Linked DNA regions of Homo sapiens: region 1 is linked to region 2. Evidence: chromatin loops called from intact Hi-C (ENCODE). Cell type or tissue: IMR-90. All regions are shown on one strand.

Region 1 (4,000 bases), 100 kb before region 2:
TCAAAACAAACAGGAAAGTAAAGACAAAACAAAACCAGCATGATAACTTGTTACACACCAGCATGATAACTTTCCCCACCTTAGTAAGGAGGAAAAAAGGACTGGGGAGTCAAGGCAGCTACATTAAGAAAAACCCCTCCTCATGAAAAGCAGACAAGTGCAGAAGTCATACCTTCTGTGACTCATTTGATTTAAAAATTATGTGGAAAGCATAAAGGGTTGGTTCTAAATGAAGGATGACTGTCTCTTTCTCTTCCCCAGTCAGGTTCTATAAGTGAGTAGGAGAAACAACTTTGCTAATTTTATTGATGCAACACTTTTCCTCTCCATATTTCTTCTTGTTATTAGTAGCTGTAGGTTATTTGGTGAGTTCTAAAGATGGGCATATTATTGTGATCATTTAACAGTAAGGAGTCTGAAGCTCCAATAAATTAATTTCTTAAGGTCACTGGAGCAATAAATGATATACCCCAACTTATATTTGTCTACTCTAAACTTGTTCCTTTTTTATCAGTGTGTTCTATTATTTTGTGCTTTTCAACCTATGTCCTTCCTAACTCTATAGTCTTAGAATATATGCTTCCTGTCAAATTGCCCATTAGTTACTATGTAATAATTGAGCAATTCCTTGAAATCGTGTGTGTCAATATTCTCAAATTATTTGTATTGATAGTTTGTGGTTAAAATAATTCAGTTATTTATGCAAAAAAAATTGGAGGTAAAGATGAAGGCTCTTTAATCTCTATATATCTACTCTTTTCCTTCTTCCTTCAAGCCTCAAACACTAACGTGCTGTGCAGCCTGGAATAATAATCTTATATTTTACCAGGCTAAGAGCACATGGCACGCTTGTGTAGGAAATGGTAATGATGCCTGGGCAGACAGCTGTGAGAGCATATTAGCTGCTGGCTTTCTGAGCACACCACCTAAGAGGATGCATAGCTCAAGTCTCCTAACTGCTGGCTTTTCACTCCATCTGTCAAAATGACAATTTGCCAAGTTATAGGCTGCTCTGGAACTCACTTCCCCTAAAACAGGATTTTTTCAAGAGTCCATCCTTTATTAGAGCAAGTAACTCACTTTCAGCAAGATCTCCCGGACTCCCTAGTCTTTGGGTCTTTGAAAACTAGTCTAATTTTCTAATACCATTTACTTGAAAGAATAAAGTAAAATAATGATCTAAAGTATTATGTGAAAATGAGATATAATTTAATCTCAGGATAGGTCTATACCATGGCAAAAATTTTCAGCTCTATTCTTGCCAATTTTTTTATACCTCCTGCCTTTTTTTAAATTTAAATAACATTTACTAACAGCATTTAAGCAATGTGTTTTGAGGGAAAATATATTGCTTAATGCCTTTTTGCACACAAAATACACTACCTCATAATCTCAATTTTTTTCAGGTCCTTGTCTGGCCAACTTTTATTTGCATATTTCTCTATTTATAAAGTAGTATCTTGTGAAAGAATTATACCTACTTTAAACCCACGAATTTACAAAACAGAAAAAAAAACTATTTGAGCAGTGCACATGAGTCCATCTATGGCCATTTTATAAGTTTTCCCTCAAAACACATTTGTTCAGATACTGTTGGTAAATATCCCTTAAATCTAAAACAAAAGGAAATGAAAAACATTTGCAAGAATATAGCTGGAAATTCTTGCCAAGATATAGACCTATCTTGAGATAAATTATATCTCATGTTCACCTGACACTTATAGATAATCATTTTACTTTATTCTTTCAAGTAAAATGTATTAGACAATTAGACTAGTTTTCAAAGACCCAAATATAGTGCTTGACACAAAATAATAGTACAATACTTTAATTATAATTATTTTTGTTACTATAGGAGGTTAATGGCTTGAAAACTTCTTAGAAAGAGTTTTTTAAAGGACCCAAAAAACTTTTTAAAAATGTATCATCTTCTGAGAGACGACCCAGATCAGACAGGATTACCCAACACAAAATCAGTATGAGTAAGAAGAAACTACTTCAGGTGAAAAGTCTTAGGACAGCGCATCAAGAATTTTCATGTCCTCACAACAACATATATTTTCATCCACTCTGTTTTTATATATTCCTTCATGACTCTTCATTTTCTAAAAAGCACATGAGAGCATTTCATTATTTTGAAGACATTCTGCGCAGTTGCTAGTCAATCCAAGAGGTCAGTGAAGGCATTTGTGGGAAATAAGAAAAAAGAATTACAGAAAGGATCACCCTGCCCAACTCAATACAGTGATGAACTCTGCAAGAATGTAATTTCTACCACTGTAAACATGTACAAATACAACCAGTAGAGCAGGTTGTTGCCATCATGATTCAAACTCAATATGAGACTTTCCTCTTCTAAAATAATACACAGACCAAACATTCCAAACAGAGTCTGTGTCATAGTACTTCTAACTAATTTATGTAAATACACATTGGGAGTTGAAGACAGACAAGCAACTTTGATATTTTTGGTGGTTGGAAAGAGAAACTTACAAAGCTTAGGGGCTGTAAAACCAATAAAATCTGCTCCATTTCTAAACCAGTCGTTCAGAATGTACTCTAAATTATGAATGAATATGATTTTTTGAATTTCAAATCCTAGTCCACTAACTAGAGTCCCCAAAGCCCTTAGCTTACGAACAGATTATATTTCAAATGAGTAATCCCAGGTGCTAGGAAGCTGGAATGCATTTTCCCAAGGTATCCTCAATGGTAGGGAAGGACCGTAAGTTCGGAAGGATAGTGGTAAAAATAGGAGACCCTGTATGATTAAATATTAAATAAGATGGTCCCTGTTTACATGTACTTAACAGTAGTTAATAAATGGAACAATTTTAAGAGGTGACCAAGTGAGGTCCTTTAGGGTTTTCTTGGAGGATTTAAAAAGGTGCATTGCGGGCTGGGCCCGGTGGCTCATGCCTATAATCCCAGCATTTTGGGAGGCCAACTCAGGTGGATCACAGGGTCCGGAGATCGAGACCTTCCTGGCTAACATGTTGAAACCCTGTCTCTACTAAAAATACAAAAAACTGGCCAGGTGTGGTGGCACACACCTGTAGCTTCAGCTACTCAGGAGGCTGAGGCAGGAGAATCGCTTGAACCCAGGAGGCAGAGGTTGCAGTGAGCTGAGATCGCGCCTCTGCACTCCAGCATGGGTGACAGAGTGAGACCCTGTCTCAAAAAAATAAATAAATGAATAAATGAATAAATAATTAAATAAATAAATAAATAAATAAATGGATTGCTTTTTCAGGTGTAAAGAAAGTTCACTTAATTAGATTTTGATGTAAAACTCTCTTAAATTACATGGTCTGGACCTCCATGTGTGCAAAGGGCAGCAGAGTAAAAATAGATATAAATAGGGCTCCTTGGAACCTGCAAAGCAGCAGATTTAGTAAGTAACATAGCAAACAGGAGTGGGGCAAGTAGTATAGCATAGAGAGAAAACTCAGCACCAAAAGTGAGGGACTGACTACCAACAACCTCAGGCTTCTTAAACTTAACTAAGGAGAATGTTATCATCATCCCCTCCATCCACAATATCATAAATTGACAGAGAGATCTAATTTTATGAGCCTGTTACTGCCTGAAGTCTGTAGAGTGAAGTACAAATTACTTCCTCCAGAGATATAATGACAGAATTTATGTTTATTATTTATTTTATTTTATTAATTTTAATTTCATTTTATTTTAGATGAGGTCTTTCTCTGTCATCCAGGTTTTAGTGCAATGGCATTATCATAGCTCACTGCAGCCTCCAACTCCTGGGCTCAAGCAATCTTCCTGCTTCAGCCTCTTAAGTACCTGGAATAACAGTCCTGAGCAGAATATCTGCAGTGCCCGGCAGAATTTAATTTTTTTAAGGAAATAATTTTAAAATATCTTTGCAAGCACAGTCTTAATGTGCTTGATGTCTTATTCTTTACAGAACTGGATGGACAAAGTCATGAGTGAGAGTCAGGTTACTCACAAGCCTTCAGCAAAACACTCAAGCAGCAAG
Region 2 (4,000 bases):
CAGTGGTGAAACTATTTTTTTCTATTAAAAATGACATTTTGATAAATATTATAAATATGCCACTTTCAAATATGCCAACAGGTCAGCCAACAAGAAAAATAACTTTAAGGTAAGGGTTTTGCTCTTTCAAAAATAAACCAGCAATTTAATGGAACTCAAAAAACAAAAAAAACCTTCACTATATGATATATCTGGTCCATATCTACGCTAAGACCGTAGTGAAGACAAAAGTTCTGCAACGTCTCCTTATCCTTATCTTTTGTGACTCCTGCCCTATGTACTGCAATAATTAAATACAATCAAAAATGCATAAAACAACTGATTAAGGAAAATACTCTTACCAGTAAATTAAGTTCCCCTTAGTTCCACTATGATTTGTTTGCAGTATTAAGACAGGATTATGGTTTGCAGTTTACAGCACCTAGGGATAGATTAGAAAGTTGTAATTTTGGAAACAATTATCATTTGAGTCACTTTTAAATTAATTCTTACATTTTCTGTTTAAAAAAATGGATTTAATTTTTCTTTCTCCCCACACCCCTCAAAATTTCCACTCAAATACCTAAGCTATAGTATTGCTCTGTTGCTAAAAAAGGGGTCCTGCGAATTTCTGTCAAGGAACAAAAGGAGGAGAGAGGGCAGGCATGCAAAAAGCAGCCACGTAATTACACTTCTCATTGAAAACATTATCGATGTGTCTTCTCTCATGAATTCACGTATTTTGCAACAGACCACAACTGTAAGCATTTCTACATAGCGGTTCTCCTGACCTGTCTGGCACAATAGCTACTTGCATCTGTCTGATGCTGTGACTAATCTTTCAAAATAAAACGATATGGACCAAAACGAGGAGAGCTTCGTCAGGAAGCATTGAAAGATCAGACCTCTGAACTACAGAGTGAACATAAGCCTTCAACTCAAGAGGTCATCTCTCACCATGGTTTGCCAAGCCGCCTATCTCTTAAAACATCAACATGTGAAATGAGGAGACTGATTCAACCAATATATCCAATCCTTTTACTGTTCATTCCCAGGTGTCTCAAGGATTGGCTCCCAATCTCAGAAAGATTGCTTAAGCTTGTTTTTGAATGCCATCCCATGAACATGCTTTTAAAAAACTCTACTTTCTATTAGGCATCAGAACGATTGGAATAAGTCAACATTTTTTTGCATACCAGCTGTCATAACTTAATGACTGAACATCATTCAGAAGAGCTAAATTCCATGTAATAATTCTAACTCATTCTGGTAGAAATTACTAATTAAGGAGATTTATAAAACTACATCTTTGGCCCTAAGAAAAGGAAGGATGGCTGAAAAATTCAAACAGCTCATTTCCACTCTGTGTATTATTTGACAATCTTTTTGGCCTTATTCCAAAAGCTGTTGCCAAGTAGTTAGAAACAGATTGCAATGCCTCCGGAGAGAACCTCACACCAATACACTGAGAAGAATTCCACCCTGGCAAGTATAAGAAAAGTCGTCACTGCTTTCCAGTTGACCAAGTGACACACTGCACAGACTGTGTCCTTAATACTTTTGTTTAGTAACCTCTTTTCAGCCCCACAAGGCCTACTTCTGACCGCATTATTATTACAAGCAGAAATGTTTATGGATGACTAACCATGCATGAAACTGCATTTAATATGGCTTCTGACCAATGGGTCCATGGTACACATTGTTTTAATATAATTGTGTTCACTGACTTCTGCGGGCTGACAGAAGTTTACCTAAGTAGAAGAGTACAGAACCTGGCTCCCATGTTGCTGTGTCCAGCATCCTATGTGTGTTACGACAGTCTCTCAGTGGGGAAAAGAAATAATGCAATGTTTGCATTTGTTGACTCAAAATGAGATTTGCTGACCCTGCTGTTCCATTTGCTGAGGTGAATGTTACATGACTTAATCTAGAATGTTCTTTATCCCAGTGATAAAGAATGTCATGCATTCAGGATCTCCTACAGCCATGGTACCACTTTTATTGTTCTAACATTAGATCTGTCTAAGACATCTCTTCAAAATCCATCATGTCATGAAGCCACCTCAGGTGGCTCTTCCCAATGGGTCCCCACTTCTTACCACTGTCAAGGACATTCATGACAACAGAGATCAGTACTTGTGCTGAATTACCCACCCCACTCTCACTTAGGATTTTCAAGACAGTTGTTTGACATTAGGCATGGAGACTGTAGCTATGATCAAACTTATTTGTATGCTCACAGCAGCAGCCTACGCCCACAGAGCTCTCATCTGCTTCCTTCAGCTTTGGTTCAGAAGGCATTCACATTAATCATGTATGTAAGTTCCTTGCTACTAATCTAATCTCTCTCTCTCTCTGTGTGTGTGTGTGTGTTTGTGTGCATGTGTTCTTAGTGTTTATTGTAAATGAAGAATTATCTCTGTATTATTTTATTTTATTTTATTTTATTTATTTATTTTGAGATGGAGTCCCACTCTGTTACCCAGGCTGGAGTGCAGTGGCACAATCTCGGCTCACTGCAAGCTCTGCCTCCCTGGTTCAAGCCATTCTCCTGCCTCAGCCTCCCAGGTAGCTGGGACTACAGGCGCCCACCACCACGCCGGGATAATTTTTTGTATTTTTAGTAGAGACGGGGTTTCACCGTGTTAGCCAGGATGGTCTCGATCTCCTGACCTCGTGATCTGCCCCCCTCAGCCTCCCAAAGTGCTGGGATTACAGGCGTGAGCCACCGCGCTCAGCCAGTCTCTGTATTATTAGGTTTTCTTTCATTCCTTCATGTTGTAGGTGCATGATCTCTGGAAAGAGATGCACAGACCATCCTTTAGAATGAAACAAGAAATATGGAAATATATACACACACATATATATATACATACACACACATGTACTTATGGTTTTTCATCTCATTTTTAAACATTTCTCTCCTTTTAATCTTTTCTTATGATAAATTTTAGCATACTAGTGTCTCTGTACAATTTAGGATATACATATAGTGGAGGGATAGACTCAAACACTATTAGATAAGGGTATATACACAATACACTACTATAATCTAAGAAAACGTCTTTCTAATTTTGTTTTTGTTATATTAACATGACATACAATCCTTTGAATTTATTTACTCTAGAAAGCATTTACCCTTTCCCTCACCACCATTGACATAGATACTAACGTCTTACTTATTCTCTGTTATTAGTGAAAAGTTGTTTTTTTTTCAAAGTCCCTTAGTTTCTTTTACTTAAGAGATACAAATAAATATACCCACCAAATGTAAAACAAGAATGGAGAGGAATATTAAAAAGAAAATATTAAAAAGAAAGTAATTTAAGGCGAAACAACATTTGGGTCCTTATTGGTTGTGTGCTTTGTAACTAAGATTTAAAAAGTATGACTGAAAGAAAATATAGTATATGCACAAAAAAACTAGTTAAATTAAACTCTACTGACTTGAGGCAAAGTAAAAAAAAAAACCAGAGAGAAGTATACTGGAAGGAGAAACAGCACTTGCTGAAGAGCAAGATACAGTAAAAACTGGGTTATGAGGGTACACTCAGCAAACAACCTACCCATGGCTGGTGTAATATGAGAGCTGCGGATCAGCGGAAGTCAGGGTCACTTGTTTTCTGAATATGAGCATGTTGTGACTCTGAAGTTATCTAATATTTCAAAGTAGTACTTTTCACACAACATACCCTCTACATCAAACCTATGACTTCATTAGATGCTCAGCAAGAGAAATGGTGATTGCTTGCCATGCTGGAAGAAAACTTGGCTTCACAAGACATTTTGAGACATGTCATTTTATGACATGACTCCTTTCTAAGCTATTTATAAGATAAATTTCTCCTTATGCACTGAACTGACAACAAATCATAAGTAATTTGAAACTCCATCTAGACAAAATTAACTAAAGGCCTAACAGCTATAAATATTCCTACTTCCTTTATTCTGTATTTAACATAAGAAATCTTGAGTTCCATAAGGGCATATATTAGTTGTACCAATGTCACTGCCTGGCACC

The links. A loop is a pair of places that touch in the nucleus more often than their neighbours do. Peaks named below come from ENCODE experiments on the same cell type or tissue, not always from the same donor. Only the 100,000 strongest peaks of a DNase experiment are listed, where the experiment ranks them.
Region 1: a loop joins it to region 2, with 2.9 times the contacts of the local background. A loop is called at or near these places in 1 of 110 quality-filtered maps.

Annotation. Positions count from the first base shown.
Region 1 is chr3:344,680-348,679 of GRCh38, reverse strand. CHL1 (cell adhesion molecule L1 like) reads right to left here. Exons shown (of 28, transcript NM_006614.4): 9 at 3,971-4,000. Among named protein-coding and RNA genes, the nearest start is that of CHL1-AS1, 39 kb to the left of the region's middle. In IMR-90, no CTCF peak of the experiment used is centred here; a DNase peak (open chromatin) is centred at 2,259.
Region 2 is chr3:241,034-245,033 of GRCh38, reverse strand. CHL1 (cell adhesion molecule L1 like) reads right to left here. Exons shown (of 28, transcript NM_006614.4): 2 at 342-421. Among named protein-coding and RNA genes, the nearest start is that of CHL1-AS2, 46 kb to the right of the region's middle. In IMR-90, no CTCF peak of the experiment used is centred here; DNase peaks (open chromatin) are centred at 773 and 1,563.